Regions from separate parts of the Homo sapiens genome. Here region 1 is linked to region 2. Evidence: chromatin loops called from intact Hi-C (ENCODE). Cell type or tissue: psoas muscle. All regions are shown on one strand. Links, peaks and the distances in the headings refer to the core of each region. The heading gives the core; the rest is flanking DNA. Region 1 overlaps ANKRD27 (ankyrin repeat domain 27). Region 2 overlaps ANKRD27 (ankyrin repeat domain 27).

Region 1 (10,247 bases), core at 960-8,959, 52 kb before region 2:
CACACACCTGTAATCCCAGCTACTTGGGAGGCTCGAACCTGGTAGGCAGAGGTTGCAGTGAGCTGAGATCAGGCCATTGCACTCCAACCTGGGTGATTCCATCTCAAAGAAAAAAAAAAGCTAGCTTTGATCTCATTTATAATTGTTTTTCAGAGGTACTGATATTAACAAATACCACTCCCTCCAAAATAACTAGAGTGATAATGACTGAAAAAGAAAATGACCAAAATAGACATGTTGGTAATGCTACTACAGTAATAAACATGTTTGTAAGAGAAATGACTTCTAATGATTTCAAATCCAGTTGAGACACTTCAGCATTTAAACATTTTGGTAACATATCACTGATAATGTTGCAGGTGACTTAAATGTTCTCTCTTTTGTTGTGCTTTCTTTCCACTAGGTTATGAAAACCTGCACTCATAAGTTACGGTTTTCAGAGACGGAGACTTGCTGTGTTGCTGAGGCTGGCCTCAAACTCCTGAGTTTAACTGATCTTCCCACCTCAGCCTCCCTCGTAGCTGAGACTGTAGGTGCAAGCCACTGCTCATATATTTAAATCATAAACTTAACCATCAACCAGCTGTTTGGTGTAACCTTTTAAATGTCGTAGTCCTGTGAGACCTAGCACAGGATTAAATTCATAAATTTAACAAGGTGAATAGGATTAGTAAAAAAATGAAGGGAAATGTGGTTTGCAAACCCCAGTCTCTGCGTTAGCCAGCATACTACTGATACATGTTTAAACTGGAGATTCTACTATATTTGAAATTTGCAACTATTGTCAGTGAAGAAATAGAACAATATCTAACATTATAAATAAGTAGAACCGTTGAGAACATCAACATATTTTTAAAAGAATGATCATAAGATGAAATCTGGCTGGGGATTTTCTGTCAGGGTAAACTGGTAATTTAAAAAAAATTTGGTCGGGGATTTTGAAAAAAATCCCATTTACAGGTAAATTTTGCTTTAGGCCTCATTTACATACAAATGCTAGGAGGACATGAGGCAGTTCACAAGTTCTGTGCTTTCTCACAGGATAACCACTGTCCTAATGGCAACTGCTGTGAGTGTGTTTAAAGATGGTCAGACTCTTTCAGACACCTACCTGAGAGTGAAAAGTGGTTCCATGTACAAGGAGAGAGGTTCCTGATGGCAATAAGAGGCTGGAGTACATTTTAGGGAGTGGAGAGTGGTTATTCTAAACTTTCTAATTTAAATCAGTGAACTTGCGTTACTTTGAATTCAAAACTTTTTTCCACAAAAATGGAAATTAGGGGCATTAATTTCTCAACTGTCACATCAAGTTTTGGGTAGGGAAAGCAATTGGAAAAAACAACTGGTTGTTTGCTTTTTTTTGAGATGGAGTATTGCTCTGTTGCCAGGCTGGAGTGCAGTGGCATGATCTTGGCTCACTGCAACCTCTCTCCCAGGTTCAAGCAATTCTCCTGCCTCAGCATCCCAAGTAGCTGGGATTACAAGCGCACGCCACCACACCCAGCTAATTTTTGTACTTTTAGTATAGACAGGGTTTCACCATGTTGGCCAGGATGACAACTGTTTTTTAAAAATAATCGAGGGAGTCACTTAAGATGGAAAACATTACTGATGACCAGAATAGCTCAAAAAGAAACAGCATTTACCTCTCCAGAGGAAGGGTACACCAAGCTTGCAGCTGCCACTGCCAACCAGGCCTTGATCCTGGCTGTGAGATCCCTCGCAGTCCCCTTATTTTTCTGAACCTGTTTCCTCATTTGACAATTCTACCATTCACAGTGATTGTTGAAATTAAATGGGTATATGTGAAAATGTTTTCAGCTGGGCGCAGTCGCTCATGCCTGCAATCCCAGCACTTCGGGAGGCCAATGTGGGCAGATCACTTGAGGTCAGGAGTTCAAGACCAGCCTGGCCAACATGGTGAAACCCCATCTCTACCAAAGATATAAAAATTAGCCAGGCATGGATGGTGGCAGGTACCTGTAATCCCAGCTATGCGGGAGGCTGAGGCAGGAGAATTGCTTGAATCTGGGAGGCAGAGGCTGCAGTGAGCCGAGATGGTGCCACTGCACTCCAGCCTGGGTGACAGAGCGAGACTCCATCATCTCAAGAAAATGTTTTCAAAATTATATTGCACTACCCCAACATATTAGGTGGTGTCAAATGTGTGTATTTGTATCTTGAGAATACCTGTGCTGATAAACTGTATAGGATGTATTAATTAGGATGGTATAGAACCACAGCAGCTTCAGTCTATAAGGTGGTTTTGTTTAAAAGTAGGGAAGGCTGGGCATGGTGGCTCACACCTGTAATCCCAGCACTTTGGGAGGCCGAGGCGGGCGGATCACGAGGTCAGGAGATTGAGACCATCCTGGCTAACACGGTGAAAAACCCTGTCTCTACTAAAAATACAAAAACAAAAAAACAAAAACAAAAAAAACACTAGCCGGGCATGGTGGTGGGTTCCTATAGTCCCAGCTACTCAGGAGGCTGAGGCAGAAGAATTGCTTGAACCTGGGAGGCGGAGGCTGCAGTGAGCCGAGATGGTGCCACTGCACTCCAGCCTGGGTGACAGAGCGAGACTCCATCTCAAAAAAAAAAAAAAAAGGGAAAAGGAAAAATCAGAACAAAGAAATTAGCAAAGCAACAGGGCTCATTTCCTGTTTGTTTGGGGTAGGAAGCTGTATTCATTTTATTCTTCTGATTTCCAAAGAAAAACATTTTTGTGGGCCCGGGACACTGTGCCTACTGGGTTAAGTAGGCCTTGGTCAGTAGATGAATAATGAGCTAAGTGATCAAGTTCCCATGTTTCAATCTCACATCTATAACTGAAAAATGTATATCCATTCAATGGGGACCCTTTTTCTCACACACAAAGCACATGTTTACAGCAGACAGGCTGAGAAACATATCATCTGCAGCCAAACAACTAAAAAAAAATACCATGACACAGTCAAGAATCATAAAGTTTACTGTTTCTTTTCCATCATTTGGCACATATCCAAGGCACATTAGAAAATTAGAAATCATAAATTACTTTGTAGAAAAATAATCCCTCCCTTCCTTCTGTACATACACAAGTATTTCCAAGAACATGGACAAAACCATTTCCCTATCACAAGGTCATTTGAAAACGGACTCAGGACAAACCCATATACGTGTAGCTCTAGGCCAATAACATAAAAATAACAGTATAATCTATAGAAATTTATAAAAAGGAATAAATGGCAATAAATTCTAACCGAAAGTAACTCTGACCTGGTTTGTGCTGTTAAGTTTTGAATTTGAATCAAAAGACTAAGAAAAGATGTGCCAAATCTACTCTCTAATCCAGTAACCATCCCGTCAGGTGTGAGTGTGACAGACATTCAAGGGAGGTTCTCAACAAAAAGGGATGTTTCTAGAAATACTGCTACAGGTGCACGTGTAGTAACCGAATATCTGTACCTACTTGTTAGAAGGAAAATGATAACCACCCTTTCCCATGTGCATGATGTGGAACAGGTCTGATGCATCCTTTCACTAAAATGAATATCAAAATGGGATTGAGGCATCTTTTGGTTCGAGTGTTGCTTTGCAAAGAAACATTGTCCAGCTGCTGCTTTCTTCCTTCAGATATGACATTTCAGCCTGGCCTCTACAGTACCATGAAACCTAAATTACTTACTTCTCTCCAGCTTAATCCTAGGTGGAGGAATTCTAGCTGTGGTTTGTGAATGTACACAGGTCAGAGAGGTTTAGCACCTTTTGGGAGGAGGAGGTCAGAATGCGGTGGTGAAACCTCTCCCACTGTGACCAACAAACCCTCATACTTAAAAAGAAGCATGCACCTCTGGCTTAAGGATCTGGATGCTACTGGAATTTTTGTCTGTTTCAATTGTATTCATTAGCTTTGAAGAGGAGAGAGATGGTGGTGGTTAACTTTTTTGTTGCATTCTTTCCTGCCACAGAAAAGCTTTCAGGAACTTGGTGCTGAAGACTTCTCAAGCCAGTCTCATGGAAGCACATTTAGTTCTCAGATGTGTTCACGCTCAGCATCATCTTGTTGCATCCTTGCTTCCTAGCAGTGGGTTCAACAACTCCTCATTCCTGTTAGGACCGGGAAGCACTAACCTCTTGGGGAGTGGAGAGGGGGCCAGCAGCCTCCGGGCCCTGGGACACGACCGCATCCTCTACCGTGTGTCTCCGCAGCATCCGTCTGTGTCCAGGGCCAGTCTGTGTCAGTCCAGGCCTCTCTGGCCAGTCGCTGTTGCCTTTCTCAGCAGCATGAGATCCACTCTGAGCTGGCAGGTTATTCTGTCTCAGTGTGACACTTTGCCTCCCTGGCTAAAGAAAAAGTACATTTTTAACCGTTGACGTCCTCACTGTACTGGAAGCCACAACCATGACAGTGACAGCTGCCCCTTAGTGCCTAGTGTCACATAATGTGCTCAGTGCTTGACAGGCATAATTTCAATTCTCACATCCCTGTCGTGGTAACATGGCATGTGCATACTACATGTGTCAGAGTAAATGTTTCACTTGTTTTCACAATCTTTATGACTCTAGGAGGCATGTACTACTATTGTTATCCCCGTTTTACACCTGAGGAAACAGGATCAGCAAAGTTAAGCCACCTGCCTAAAGTCCTACAGCTAGCAAGGGAAAAGCTAGCACTTGATGGAACTCAGGCAGATTTCAACGATTCTGGCTTTCCCACAAAGCAGCAGGTCTCCTAGCAACACCACATAAGACTAAATATGGTATCAAAATTAGTCATGTTAATTAAAATCATTTTAATTATCTAAAACAATTTAGAACTTTTGTGTATTTGTTCCAACAAGCCTATGCTACATATGCTATAAATTCTCATCAGCAACAAGGAAAGCTGTGGTTCTGAGAAGAATCACTGTCTCCGATCACAGGTTTTCAATCAAGCTTCTGAGTGATTTAAAAATGCAGTAGGGTCCGGGCACGGTGGCTCACACTTGTAATCCCAGCACACTGGGAGGCCAAAGCGGGCAGATCACTTGAGGTCAGGAGTTCAAGACCAGCCTGGCCAACGTGGTGAAACTGCGTCTCTACTAAAAATACAAAAAAATTAGCCAGGAATAGTGGCACATGCCTGTAATCCCAGCTACTCAGGAGGCTGAGGCGGGAGAATGCTTGAACCCGGGAGGTGGAGACTGCAGTGAGCCGAGATCGTGCCACTGCACTCCAGCCTGGGCCACAGAGCAAGACTCTGTCTCAAATAAATAAATAAAAAAATGTAGTGGGAAGATGGCCACATAAAGAATTGTCTGAGCAACTGTACACCATACTTGGAGACATCATTTACCCATCTATATACAAACTGTCGTTTTCTTTCTTTGGTGATTAAAACCATAGTGAAATGTGGGATGTTTCATCTCCTATAAGCACCAAGACCTGTGGTTTCCCACACATGTAACACTTTCCACTCCTCTGCTCAGAAATGTACTTTTAGTTATAACAATCAGTGAAGTCTGTACTCTACACTGTCCCATGAAATAATTCCAGTTTTAACTGCTGCTAACTCATACGGCGCACGGAATAATGAAGATGACGATCAAGGAGACGTGTTTACCATGGATTACTTTTGACAAAGCCGGGCTTTAGAAAATATGATTAAAAGCCAGTGTTTAATAACTTACCTCATGCAAAGAACCTTCGGTTAAATTAGGGACACTTCTATCTCTTGCCATAATCTCCCTTGAAGTCTTTCCCCTAAAACCCAAAATAAACGAAAATAAATATTTGGGACAGTGGCATGAAACACTCTGGTTGGCCACAAGGTGGCAGCATTTTTGACATTAGTAGGTGCAGATTTGTCCATAACCAATTACAATTGAAGCAGCTTACGTGCAGCTTGGAGTAAACTAGGGGCAAAAGCACAGAAATCAACTTGAGTTTCATACTCACTTAAACTGACCAGCTGAGTGGACAAAGTAAAACTGTCTTGTAAAAGGCTCATCTGGTAGATCATACAGTTTTGAGTTCCCTGTAGATAAAAAGATAAACATCTAAAAACTTCAAAAACAGTTGTAAAGATTATTTTAAAATTACAGCACAGACACAATCTTTCTATTCTCAGATTTACAAAATTTAGAAACTGAAGCACTGAATTTGCTTAAAGAAACACAGCTAGTACCTATTTATAACAGGTTGAGTATCTCCAATCCAAAAATCTAAAGCCTAAAATGCCACAGGCTGGGTGCAGTGGCTCATGCCTGTAATCCCAGCAGTTTGGGAGGCCGAGGTGGGCATATCACTTGAGGTCAGGAGTTCAAGACCAGCCTGGGCAACATGGAGAAACCCCATCTCTACCCAAAATACAAAAACTTAGCCAGGCGTGGTGGCACGCACCTATAATCCCAGCTACTCAAGAGGCTGAGGCAGGAGACTCGCTTGAACCCAGGAGGCAGAGGTTGCAGTGAGCCGAGATTGCACCACCACACTCCAGCCTGGGCGACAGAGCAAGACTCCATCTCAAAAAAAAGCTACAAAATCCGAGACATTTTGAACTCTTTGACTTCATGCTCAGAAGAATCTGATTTCCTGATTTGGATCCTCAACCAATGAGTATAATGCAAATATTCCAAAACCCAAAACACTGCTGGTCCCAAGCATTTGAGATAGGGGGTAGTCAGCCTGTATTATGAGAACCCCCATGAAATAGAAAAATAAAACCTTAACTCCCTTAACTCCCCCAGCCACAACCAATTACGGTGAGACAGTCTCAGGGTTATCGAGATATGTGAATGGGTTTATCCATATTATTGTATTGCATTATTGCATACCTCACTGGATAATATTTCATATTGTAAATTAAAAAAAAAAGTAGAACAAGGACCCCTTCTAAACTTTTTAAAAAGAAGAAAATACTTCAGTCTCACTGCTGTTCGGCAACTGCTGTTTTAATTATAATCAACCTCCGTACACGTACAAACTTAAAAAAAAATCTTGAGGCCAGGCGCGGTGGCTCACACCTGTAACTCCAGCACTTTGGGAGGCCAAGGAGGGCGGATCACTTGAGGTCAGGAGTTTGAGACCAGCCTGGCCAACATTGTGAAACCCTGTCTCTACTAAAAATACAAAAATTAGCCAGGCATGGTGGCACGTGCCTGTAATCCTAGCTACTCGGGAGGCTGAGGAAGGGGAATAACTTGAACCCAGGAGGCAGAGGTTGCGTGAGCTGAGATTGCACCACTGCGCTCCAGCCTGGGTGACAGAGTGAGACTCTGTCTCAAAAAAACTAACTAAATAAAAAATCTTGGTGGCTCACACCTGTAATCTCAGCACTTTGGGAGGCCAAGGCGGGCAGATCACGAGGTCAGGAGATGGAGACCATCCTGGCTAACACGGTGAAGCCCCTCTCTACTAAAAATACAAAAACAAAATTAGCTGGGCGTGGTGGCTGGCACCTGTAGTCCCAGCTACTTGAGAGTGGGAGGCAGCTACTTGAGGCAGGAGAATGGCGTGAACCCAGGAGGCAGAGCTGGCAGTGAGCTGAGATCACACTACTGCACTCCAGCCTGGGTGACAGAGCGAGACTCTGTCTCAAAAAAAAAAAAAAAAAAAAAATCTTGAAAGGTAGCATTTACCCTGGATGTCCAGGAAATGCCCAGAACACCTGACTTTGGAACATGAGGCATGAAAGAAACTATCCCAGAGACTGTTCCCCATCTCCATAGGCAGACACCTGAACCTTCAAGGTAGTGTTGACAGTTTCTATCCTATTTCCTCAGGAAACATCATTACCATCAACCAGAAAACTAGTAACAAAAAAAGCTTACCCATAGTCTGATAAATTGGGAGGTAACATACATTTCTTTGGTGCCTGTATCTCCTCCAGGCATGATTATAATTACACTTTACATATACAATTAAATGAACACCAGCAACTACTCATGAATGTCTAAATATACCCAACTTGAGCGTGACAGAAAGAACGTAAACTCTTACATTTTTTCCTGATCTTAACAGTGACATACTCCTTGCGGTCAGTTTCAGCCACATCATCTAATGAAGCAACACAGCTTGGTACCACCTGAAGCAATTCCATTATTTTTGAATTCTGCAATTTGAAAGGGAAAAGGAACAGTAATGTTTTTATTCTTTTTTAATAGGTTATTATTTGTTTTTGATCTAAATGTCAGTATTAGTGTGACTGGGCAGAAAAAGCTCAGAAATAATTACAAATGGAGCTTGGAGGCCATAAAGCCCAGTGGTAAAAGCAGGCCTGCATGGGGAGCCCGGCTCTGCTTTTACCACTGGGTAAAAGCTCTGCCCTCTCTGTGGACTCCACGCTGGGGATTCAACCACTCCATGCAACCAGCTCAACCATAATAAGATCTACTATCATATGCTTATCATGAGGCTGTTGAGGGCCCCCATATAGTAAGTACTCATTGAAACACATTAATTAACTGGGCACGGTGGCTCACGCGTGCAATCCCACCACTTTGGGAGACTGAGGTGGGAGGATTGCTTGAGCCCAGGTGTTCAAGACTAGCCTGGGCAACATAGCAAGGCCCTGTCTCTATTTAAAAATAATAAAAGGCCAGGCGCGATGGCTCACGCCTGTAATCTCAGCACTTTTGAGAGGCCGAGGCGGGTGGATTGCTTGAGCCCAGGCAGTCGAGACCAGCCTGGCCAACATGGCAAAACCCTGTCTCTATTAAAAAAAAATTAGCTGGTCATGGTGGCACACGCCTATAGTCCCAGCTACTTGGGAGGCTGAGGTTGGAGGATCATCTGCGCCCAAAGGTTAAGGCTGCAGTGAGCCAAGATTGCACCATTATACTCCAGCCTGGGCAACAAATTGAGACTCTGTCTCAAAAAATAATAATAATAATAAAATTAAAAATTTTAAAAACCAAAAAAAATTCAACATAATCATTTAAGAAAGTACTAAACTGAGAGTTTAAAATATTTCAATTCTGTCACTGAAAATTAATATAAGGAGGCCAGGCACAGTGGCTCACGTCTGTAATCCCAGCACTTCGGGATGCCAAGGGAGGCGGATCAGTTAGGTCAGGTGTTCAAGACCAGCCTGAGCAATATGGTGAAACCCGTCTCTACAAAAAATACAAAAATTTAGCCAGGTGTGGTGCCACGTGCCTGTAATCCCAGCTACTCAGGAGGCTGAGGCACGAGAATCGCTTGAACCCAGGAGGCAGAGGTTGCAGTGAGCCAAGATCACGCCACAACAGAGCAAGACTCTGTCTTAAGAAACAAAAAATTACTCTAAGGAGCCTGTCCATGGAGTGGATTGATGGTGATGTTAGCTTCTCAGTTGTGTCACTTAACAGCCTACTCGCTGTCTATCTTGGGTAGAAAACAAAAGAAAGACTCAGCAGGAAAACAGGAACAGAAAGAGCTGCCGCTCGCCAGGGGAAAAGGACCCTTCCCCGCCGCTCTCCACGCAAGCATCCACAGCACTGGAGAAGGCAGTAGGCCAATAATCACGATTCCTACAGGACTCAAGGACTTTTACTTTCATTTTTTTGAGATAAAGTCTCTGTCACCCAGGCTGGAGTGCAGTGGCACAATCTCAGCTCACTACAGCCTTGACCTCCTGGGCTCAAGCGATCCTCCCACCTCAGCCTCCTGAGTAGCTGGGACTACAGGCATGCACCCCTATGCTCGGCTGATTTTTTGATTTTTTGTAGAGAGGGGGTCTCACTATGTTGCCCAGGCTGGTCATGAGCTCCTGCGCTCAAGTGATCCTCCTTCCTTGGCCTCCCAAAGTGCTGGGATTACAGGCATGAGCCACTGTGCCTGGCCTCAAGGAGTTTTAAATCCACCAACAAAACAAACCTTCTCCATCGTGCTGCTAAGACAACGGCTGTGTTCACACTGTGAGGATGGTGACACCAGAACATCATGACTTGCTCCTTCCTGAGTGCCTGACTCTATGTAACTACCGGACCACAGCCCTACTGCTAGCTGAGGGGGGGGCCCCTCCACTCAGGCCTTTGAAAACCACCTGTGAAAAGAATGATTCCTGGTTCCCAGAGCACCACCTCTGACCAGGAGACTGAGGACCAGCCATCTACCCACGCTGTGGACTTCTGGCACACCAACTACGCCCAGCCCGGCGATGCCAAGGGCCAGGTGTTGCTATTTTAGATCCAGCTTAAACAAAGGGATCCAGAGGGAGCTGTGAGGAGCTCAGGATTCCCTCGGCTCTTCGACCCTCTCCACCTACCTGTTCAGCACAGTCTACAGCCGTGCGCTGCCGCTTG
Region 2 (10,247 bases), core at 1,393-9,392:
CCATCCTGGCCAACATGGTGAAACCCTGTCTCTACTAAAAATAAAAAAATTAGCTGGGTGTGGTGGCGGGCGCCTGTAATCCCCGCTACTCAGGAGGCTGAGACAGGAGAATCGCTTGAACCCGGGAGCTGGAGGCTGCAGTGAGCCAAGATTGCGCCACTGCACTCCAGCCTGGCAACAGAGCAAGACTCCATCTCAAAAATAATTAAATAATAATAATAATAATTTATTTTATTGTTTTTGGAGATAGGGTCTTGTTCTGTAGCCCATGCTAGAGTGCAGTGGTGTGATCATGGCTCAGTGCAGCCTTGAATTCCTAGGCTCAAGTGACCCTCCCACCTCAGCCTCTTGAGTAACTGAGACTACAGGCATGCACCACCATGCCCGGCTAATTATTTTATTTTTTTACTTTTTATTTTTATTTTTATCTTTTTTTTGAGGCGTAGTCTTACTCTGTAGCCCAGGCTGGAGTGCAGTGGTGCGATCTCGGCTCACCACAGTCTCTGCCTCCCGGGTTCAAGTGATTCTCCTGCCTCAGCCTCCTGAGTAGCTGGGATTACAGGCACGCACCACTGCACGTGGCTAATTTTTTTTGTATTTTTAGTAGAGATGGGGTTTCCCCATGTTGGTCACGCTGGTCTTGAACTCCTGACCTCAGGTAATCCGCCCACCTCGGCCTCCCAAAGTGCTAGGATTACAAGCGTGAGCCACCACGCCCAGCCTACTTTTTATTTTTGAGACAGAGTCTCACTCTGTCACCCAGGATCGAGTACAGAGGCGTGATCTCAGCTTACTGCAACCTCCACTTTCTGGGTTCAAGCAATTCTCCTACCTCAGCCTCCCGAGTAGCTGGGATTACAGGTGCATGCCACCACACCTAGCTAATTTTTGTATTTTTAGTAGAGATGGGGTTTCACCACATTGGCCAGGCTGATCTTGAACTCCTGACCTCAAGTAATCTGCCTGCCTCAGCCTCCCAAAGTGCTGGGATTACAGGCGTGAGCCACTGCGCCCGGCTTGATTTTTTTAATTTTTTTATAGAGACAGGGTCTCACTATGTTTCCAGGCTAGTTTTGAACTCCTGGCCTCAAGTGATCCTTGTGCCTCGGCCTCCCAAAGTGCAGGGATTACAGGCGCGAGCCACCATACCCGGCCTTGTTTAACCTTTCAACAGCTAAGTCAGGAACAAGTTCAACAAACACATTTTTCTAAAACAGGAGAAAAAGGTTTTTTCTCCCAGAATACCTGAACTCTCTCTCTTTTCCAAAGGATGGGCTATACACAGGATGCTGAAACTCTCTTCTTTTTCATTGTAGAAAGTTTCTTCAAAGAGAATGGGCACTGAGAGAAGACAGGCAAAACCAGCTCCTAATTTAATCCTGTTCCCTTGAATAAAGACATCCTGGAAACAAGAAAGCCATCACTGCACCAGCAGCCGGGGCAACCACATCCCACTCTCAGCCTGGCCCCCGATGCAGCACTTAACCAGACCCTACGGCCTTCACCCCATTGTGGGTTTGCTGGGGCACAAATACTCTCCTGTTTTGCTCATTTTGATACTAAAATGTTTCCTCTTTGTTGGCCTAGTAGCTATGGCTGCAAGATACCTGAATCATTTCTATTTTCTTTTGAGACAGAGTCTTACTCCATCACCCAGGCTGGAGTGCAGTGGTGCGACCTCGGCTCACTGCAACCTCCGCCTCCCAGGGTCAAGCAATTCTCCTGACTCAGCCTCCTGAGTACGTGGCACTACAGGCACCCACCACCACACCCAGCTAATTTTTGTATTTTTAGTAGAGACACAGTTTTGTCATGTTGGCCAGGCTGCTCTTGAACTCCCAGCCTCAGGTGATCCGCCCGCCTTGGCCTCCTGGAGTGCTGGGATTACAGGCGTGAGCCACCACACCTGGCCCACACGATGCATTTGTTCATCTTTTCAGTTTCCTTTATTTGGAACAGTGCCTCGGTCTTTCTTTGCCTTTCACGACATTGACATTTTTGTTGCGTATCGCAGACTCTCCCTCCGTGTGTTTGGGAGGGTTTGTCTGATGTTTCCTGACAATTAGATTACGGTTTTACAGTTACACGTTTCTGATAGGAATGCCCTGAAAGGGATGTTTTATCTCCCTCTGTGTATCCTGTTGGAAGGCACATGATGTCAGCTTTTTTCACTGTTGATGTTAACCATGGGGTATGTGTCGTTTTGTTTTGTTTTGCTTTTAAAGCGGAAGCAGGTAGGTTCTGAGAGGGGGAGATTTTATTCCCATTCAGGAATGGCCCTGTTTTTCCCGGCATCCCCATAGTCAGGGAAGCCCGGCCACAGTGTCCTCACTGGGGCAGGGGCTGTGTTCAGATGCGGCAGCTGAGGTTTGTGGCGCTGTGACAGGGAGAGGAAGCACGGGGTTGTCAGTGCATCTGCTCTGCCCTGTGGCTCACAAGACACACTGCTGTTTTCCTGCTAGAGATCTGCTCACCCCAGCTGTCAGTCAGCTTAGTTGATTTGTTCTCTTTTGGACACCTAGATCTACAAAAAGGACAGGAGTCGGGCTTTGCGCAGCTGGTCTGCCCCCAGCACCCGGCCATGACCACAGTAAGCCATGCAGGGAGTAGCAGGTGGGATTCAGCCCTGGCCACACTGCAGCACAAGATTACTTCCATCTCTTAGATAGGGAGAGCTTTCTTACCTTTTCTTTTCACAAAGAACACAGAATTTCTTCTCCTAAAGAAACAGCTCAATGTTTTTTCTGTTGCAACATTTAAAAAGGATCCAGGCCGGGTGCAGTGGCTCATGCCTGTAATCCAAGCACTTTCGGAGACCAAGGTGGGTGGATCATTTGAGGTCAGGAGTTTGAGACCAGCCTGGCTAATATGGTGAAACCCCGTCTCTATTAAAAATACAAAAATTATCCGGGCATGGTGGCGAGTGCTTGCAGTCCCAGACACTCAGGAGGCTGAGGCAGGAGAATCACTTGAACCTGGGAGGCGCAGGTTGCAGTGAGCTGAGATCAAGCTACTGCACTCCAGCCTGGGTGACAGAGTGAGACTCCGCCTCAAAAGAAAAAAAAAATGTAGTGTGTGATTCTAGAGCTAAGAAGAAGTTTTTTTTGCTATGAAAGATATAATTGGTATAATCAGCACAGTCTGTATGAGGACAATATGTTGGAGGACATTCTATCAATGCTAAATTATCTGAGTGTGATCATTGCGTTGTGGTTACATAAGAGAATGCCTGTTCTTGGGAAATACACACTGAGCTGTCTTGGGCTAAAGGGCACAGTGCCTGCAACTTACTCTCAAAAGATTCAGGCCAGGCGCGGTGGCGCACGCCTGTAATCCCAGCACTTTGGGAGGCCGAGGCGGGTGGATCATGAGGTGAGGAGATCGAGACCATACTGGCTAACATGGTGAAACCTCGTCTCTACTAAAAATACAAAAAATTAGCTGGGCATGGTGGCGGGTGCCCGTAGTCCCAGCTACTCGGGAGGCTGAGGCAGGAGAATGGCGTGAACCTGGGAGGCGGAGCTCGCAGTGAGCTGTGATAGCGCCACTGCACTCCAGCCTGGTGACAGAGCAAGATTCCATCTCAAAAAAAAAAAAAAAGATTCAAAATAATAATAATATGTGTTGAGAGACAGCGATAAAACCAATGTGGCAAGAATGTTAACAGCTTGGGGGGAAGCACATTTAAGAGTTTTTTCAACTTTACTAAAACATTTGAAATTATTTCAAAACAAAAAGATTGTTTTTTGGGTTTGTTTTTTTTTTTTTTTTGAGACAGGGTCTCACTCTGTTGCCCAGGCTACAGTGTGGTGACACAATCATGGCTTACTGCAAGCTCAAACTCCTCAGCTTAAGCAATTCTCCCACCTGTGCCTTCCAAGTAGCTAGGACTAGAAGCACGCACCATCACGCCTGGCTAATTTTTTTATTTTTATTTTTGGCAGAGATGGGGTCTCGTTATGTTTTCCAGGCTGGTCTCAAACTCCTGGCCTCAAGTGATTCTCCTGCCTCGGCCCCCCAAAGTGCTAGAATTATAGGCGTAGGCCACCATGTCCAGCTGAAACAAAAAGCTTTTAAAAACTAAAATATTCATCCCTGATGTCCTATTCGGGACCAAGACACTGACAAGCTTTTCACGGCACTGGGATAAAACAACTTCCTTTGGCTCGGACATCAGCAAGGAGGAGGTGTTCCAGCGACACACGGCAGAAACCCCATCACGGGATCAGAGAGAGATGCTTGGCACCTCCCGGCCTCCAAGACAGCAGCTGGGGTCCAGCTTACCATCACTACCTCCCTTTCCTCCACCACAAAGGCAGGGTCCCTCCAGCCCCCCACGGGGCTGCAGTGTGTGTCAAATGCCACCATTGCCAGTAGCTGTGAAAGGCTGAGAACGGGACTCTCTTCCTCCCCTCTGGCCCCAAACACCGAGTAGGTGACCCTGGCTGATCCACCAAGAAATGAATACCTTTCCATTTAAGGTCTGAAAATGCTCTTCCACAGGTATCAAAATGTAGGACTCAAACTGACAAGTAGACTGGATGCTGCTCGACAGGCTTCCTTTGCAGGGTACTAAGACCTGGAAAAAACAATTCGGGGCAACATTAGACAGACGTGCCATTTACCACCTCAGCAGAACAAGGTGTCCCCAAAGGCGCTCCAGCTGGACACACAGCGGGACCTGCTGGCAGAGAGAACGCCCGAGGTCCCTTGCCAACACGGCCACAGTGGCTGCCAGCTGAGGTGATCTGCTGCTGCTGTTGTTGTTGTTGTTGCTGTTGTGATGGAATCAGCCTCACCCCACCACAGGCAGAGGGAGGAGGCGAACAGTACAAATCCTTCTCCACCTTCAGATGTGGAGGCTGACGGCTCCTTCCTACAATCGCTGGGTCCCCCCCAGGCTAGTGGCCCCAGGCTCCCTCTCTATTCTTAACAGCACAGTTATAAGGACCCAGGGGCTCAGGGACAAGCCCAGATGAAGAGAGGAGCATTTGGAAAGTACAGAAAAGGGAAGCTAAAAAATCACACTTTCTCCCACCATTCAAAAAAGAAACATGGCCAGGCGTGGTGGCTCATGCCTATAATCGTAGCACTTTGAGAGGCCAAGGCAGGCGGATCACTTGAGGTCAGGAGTTTGAGACCAGCCTGGCCAACATGGCAAAACCCTGGCTCTACTAAAAATACAAAAATTAGCCGGGGGTGGTGGCGCACGCCTGTAATGCCAGCACTTTGGGAGGCTGAGGCAGGCAGATCACTTGAGGTCAGCAGTTTGAGACCAGCCTGGTCAACATGGTGAAACTCTGTCTCTACTAAAAACACAAAAATTAGCCAGGTATGGTGGCATGTGCCTGTAATCCCAGCTACTCGGGAGGTTGTGCTTCAGCCCAGGAGGCAGAGGTTGCAGTGAGTTGAGATCACATGATTGCACTACTCCAGCCTGGGCTGCAGAGCAAGACTCTGTCTTTAAAAAAAAAAAAAAAAAAAAGAACACTTCACATGGATGATGGTTTCCTTCTATTCTTTTCTTTACGCTTTTATTTATTTTTTTTTTTTGGAGACAGTGTCTTGCTCTCTCACCGAGGCTGGAGTGCAGTGGCGCAATCATAGCTCACTGCACCCTCAACCTCTGGGCTCAAGCCATCCTCCTGCCTCAGCCTCGTAAGTAACTGGGACAACAGGTGCACACAACCATGACCAGCATTTTTTTTTTAAGTAGAGATGAGATCTCACTATTTTGTCCAAGCTGGTCTTGAATCCCTGGCCTCAAGCGATCCTTCCACCTTGGCCTCCCAAAGTGCTGGGATGACAGTCATGAGCCACTGTGCCTGGTCCATTGTATTATTCTTTGTTTGAAATTAAACATAATAATCTGAAATTTTAATAAAAAATTAAAATAAAGGGAGGCCCTTAGATGTTAGGCTAGAAGAAATGACCTCAAGGCTCCCAAGTGGCCTCACCACTGCAGTTGGCAGACAAAGAAAGAAGATCCTAGAGGCCAAAGTGGGCCACAGGCAATGGGATCTAAAGAGCCAGTCCTCGGGTATTTAATGCTTGAAGTCAGAGATGGCCCCCCCTCCAGCTGCAGCATGAAGGACTCACACCATCCCATTCAAGGAAGGGCCGTGGCTGGAGGGCCTTCATGTGGCCTCTGGGAAGCAGGAACTTCTTTTTTTTTGAGACAGATCTCGCTCTGTTGCCCAGGCTGGAGTGCAGTGGCGTGATCTCGGCTCACTGCAAGTTCCGCCTCCCGGATTCACACGATTCTCCTGCCTCAGTCTCCCAAGTAGCTGGGACTACAGGCGTCCGCCACCACACCCGGCTAATTTTTTTGTATTTTTAGTAGAGACGGGGTTTCACCGTGTTCACCAGGATGGTCTCGATCTCCTGACCTTGTGATCTGCCCACCTCAGCCTCTCAAAGTGCTGCGATTACAGGTGTGAGCCACCACGCCTGGCCTCGAAGCAGGAACTTCTAAGGGGCCTCAGAGAACTCTGCCCCACTGTGCCCACATGCTGCCCGCTTGTTTGCATCACCTTCTCCGCCTCCCTGACTTGCATAATGCACGTCTGGCCCCATTCACTGCATCCCCACTGTCAAGCACACTGCTGGACACGAGGCAGGTGCCCAGTGCATGTTTACTGGGTAAATCGGGGGCCCTCAGGACCAACCCTTCCCCCAACTAGTTTTCTGGCAGACATAAAAAGGAGCTCTAGTTCCTCCTATGCCAAGAAAGAGAGAGGCCCCTGCTGCCCAGAGCATTTCATAGCAACCAGAAGCCAACGCTGGGCTCCCTGGCTCCACCCACCATCCCCACAGCAATCCTGCTGAGACCGGGGAGGAGTTGCCTGGGATAGGGGGTAGAGAGCTAGGCCAACGGCCTCCAGGCTATCCCTTAGGGGGCTTCAGACTACTTCTGGAGTAGCTGTGGAGTTTTTACTGCTGGCAAAGACTTTCCAGAGTTACCGGCATAGACGAAGTTCAGAGTTACTGCGTTGACCAGAAGGTGGGGACCCAGAAATTTCAAGGCTTAACCAAAAAATGGTTTATTCTAGCCCCTTTAGAAAGAATTTTTTAAATCACAGTAATTAAAGAAAGGCCATGTGTGGTGGCTCACGCCTGTAATTCCAACACTTTGGGAGGCTGAGGCAGGTGGATCACCTGAGGTCAGGAGTTTGAGACCAGCCTGGCCAATACGGTGAAACCACGTCTCTACTACTAAAAATACAAAAATTAGCCAGGCGCGGTGGCAACCGCTTGTAATCCCAGTTATTCAGGTGGCTGAGGCCGGGAGGCAGAGGTTGCAGTGAGCCGAGATCGCACCACTGCATTCCAGCCTGGGCTACAAGAGCGAAACTCCATCCCGGGGGTAGGGTGTGGGGTTGGGGGAAAGAAAGTCCTGCAGGAGCTGCATTTTATGAGGAAAAACAAAAGGAGACAGGTGAGGTGGCTCACGCCTGTAATCACAGCACTTTGGGAGGCTGAGGCGGGTGGATCACTTGAGTCCAGGAGTTCGAGACCAGCCTGGGCGACAGGGCAAAACCCTGTCTCTACAAAAAATACAAAAATTAGCCAGGCGTGGTGGTGCACGCCTGTAGTCCCAGCTACCTAGGAGACTAAGACAGGAGGATCACTTGAGTCCAGGAGGTGGAGGTTGCAGTGAGCCAAGATCACGCCACTATACTCCAGTGGGAGTGACAGATCAAGACCCCATTTCAAAAGAAAGAAAGAAGAAAAGAAAAGTCAAATAAAAGGCAAGAATCTGCCTGAGTGGCACCTACTCCAGGGCACTCTCCTGCTTCTTCCCCAGGCTGGATTAAGCACTCCACAACTGCCCACGCTGCCTTCTGTCCTGATATTCCTCTGGCCTGCAAATGGCCTGTTCTGGAATTCCCTGAAGGCGTGCCAAGTTCCCCATTGATCGTGTAACCCTGAAACCTGGCACGGTGCCTGGCGTGGAGTGGATGGCCACGGCTTGTTGGAAGCATCTATACTAAATAAATTCTGAGAACTGGAGCAGGGGTCTCAGCGCCCTTAGCTCGGATGAAAGTTAGTTCCTGGGGCTTAGAAGACATGCTGCTAGGCTCCCAGACTAGGCCCCCGGAGCCTACTTACCCCATTAAATCAGACAACTCAATAAAAGAACCAAGTTCAATCTCCTTTGAAATTTTTGTTTTTCCTGTAGGCAAAGGGGCCAGTCTCCTGGTGCACCTGGGAAACCTGGAGGACTTTCAACTCTGCACTAAAGCCCCAGGGACGCAGACCTGCCCAGCCTGCTCTGAGGACGCCACAGGTGTGTAATTAGCCGGATAGTTGTAAGCACAGAGGTGACTTTTAGAAGCAGTGGGGTTGTCACAGGCCTCTGAAATTGAAATTTGAAATCTGGGTGAGCACAGGAGAAGGCGCTTCCACTGTCCAATCAGATAGCAGAGGAGGGCAGGAAGGAGACACCTGCCTGGATGTGGGGGCATCCCCACAAAAGGAGCACCTGCGAAGGAAGGCGCTTCGAGGCGTGGCGTGGCGGGGGCGGGGACGGGGTGGGGGTGGGGAGGGAAGGAGCAGTCAAGCTGCACCCTCAGCTGCCCCACACACACTGCTGCAGGGCCACATGGAGATGAGGCGGCCCAGCAGCGTGCACGCAGGGAGAAGCGTGGTGCGGTTCACTCTGCGGGAGACACATGGTTTTTTTTGTTTGTTTTTGTTTTTTTGAGACAGAGTCTCGTTCTGCTGCCCAGGCTGGAGTGCAGTGGCGTGATCTCAGCTCACTGCAACCTCCGCCTCCCGGGTTCACGCGATTCTCCTGCCTCAGCCTCCCCAGTAGCTGGGATTATAGGCATCTGCCACCACGCACGGCTAATTTTTTGTATTTTTAGTAGAGATAGGGTTTCACTATGTTGGCCAGACTGGTCTCAAACTCCTGACCTAGTGATCCGCCTGCCTCGGCCTCCCAAAGTGCTGGGATTACAGGCGTGAGCCACCATGCCTGGCCAAGACATGTTTTTAAGTGATTTCACATTTTTTGGAGCCTGATAAAGGACTCTGATCTCCAGGGCAGACTCAAGGGCAGTCAAACTTGGTACAAGGTTATGACCAGCCTGGGCAACATAGTGAGACCCCATCTCTACCAAAATATTAAAAATGAAATAAAGTTGGTACAATGTCCAAACTTCATGGAAAGATATTTGGCATTCAACTGCTGAGGCCACAGGGATCCCTTAGAGGTGACAGAAAGGATGGCATTTTCCTGGAGACCATCGAGATATTCGACTTTTTCTTTCAATCTATGAACATAGGTAGAGCACAACTGCGGACTGGACAGGTGTGGGTCCATGTCCCTCCTCACACGGACAAGAGGGGGCCGGCATGGGCCAGCAAACCTGACCAGTGTGACAGTGACAGCAGCTCCTGCACTCTGCTGATTTCTGCTGAGATGCTGGCCTCCCTGATTCTTTTTTTCTTTTTTTTTAGAGATGGTGTCTCACTATGTTGCCCAGGCTGGAGTGCAGTGGCTATTTAGAGGTGCAATCCCACTGCTGATCAGCACGGGAGGGTTTTTTGTTTGTTTTGTTTGTTTGTTTGTTTGTTTTTTGAGATAGAGTCTTGCTCTGTCACCTGGGCTGGAGTGCAGTGGCGCAATCTCAGCTCATTGCAACCTCTGCCTCCAAGGTACAATAGATTCTCATGCCTCAGCCATCCAAGCAGCTGGGATTACAGGTACGCACCACCACACCTGGCTAATTTGTGTATTTTTAGTAGATATGGGGTTTCACCATGTTGGCCAGTCTGGTCTTGAACTCCTGACCTCAAATGATCCGCCTGCCTTGGCCTCCCAAAGTGCTGGGATTACAGGCATGAGCCACTGTGCCTGGCAAAGCACAGGAGTTTTGACCTGCTCTATTTCCAGCATGGCAGTGTTCACCCCTCCTTGGGCAACATGGTGGTCCCCCATTCCTGGGAGGTCACCATATTGATGCCAAACTTAGTGTGGAGATGCAATCAGCATAGCTCACGACATCCCAGAGCTCCTGGGCTCCAGCGATCCTCCTGCCTCAGCCTCCTGAGTAGCTGGGACTACAGGCCTGCACCAACATGCCTGGCAACCTCACTGATTCAAGTCCACCAAACAAGGCTGAGGAAGACAAGAGGCTCACTGCTGCCCCATGTGGACCCCAGCAGTTCCTTGTGGATGCCTTGGATCTCAGGAGGAGCTGGACTGAGGGTCTGGGGTTCTGTGGGGCAACCCTGGATGG

The links. Peaks named below come from ENCODE experiments on the same cell type or tissue, not always from the same donor. Only the 100,000 strongest peaks of a DNase experiment are listed, where the experiment ranks them.
Region 1: it touches region 2 in a loop (2.5-fold over the local background); 4 of 110 quality-filtered maps call a loop at or near these places.

What each region holds. Positions count from the first base shown.
Region 1 is chr19:32,594,053-32,604,299 of GRCh38, forward strand. It overlaps ANKRD27 (ankyrin repeat domain 27), which reads right to left. Exons shown (of 29, transcript NM_032139.3): 25 at 10,211-10,247; 26 at 7,963-8,074; 27 at 5,920-5,998; 28 at 5,652-5,724; 29 at 2,954-4,326. The coding sequence ends at 4,093. Among named protein-coding and RNA genes, the nearest start is that of SNORA68B, 9.3 kb to the right of the region's middle. RefSeq lists an enhancer at 1-136. In psoas muscle, for the core only: a CTCF peak has its summit at 5,781 (motif pointing right); no DNase peak of the experiment used is centred there.
Region 2 is chr19:32,645,214-32,655,460 of GRCh38, forward strand. ANKRD27 (ankyrin repeat domain 27) reads right to left here. Exons shown (of 29, transcript NM_032139.3): 3 at 4,469-4,579; 4 at 1,246-1,402. It also overlaps the pseudogene RN7SL789P. Among named protein-coding and RNA genes, the nearest start is that of ANKRD27, 25 kb to the right of the region's middle. RefSeq lists an enhancer at 4,246-4,747. In psoas muscle, for the core only: no CTCF peak of the experiment used is centred there; DNase peaks (open chromatin) are centred at 4,708 and 7,938; H3K27ac peaks cover 1,051 bases.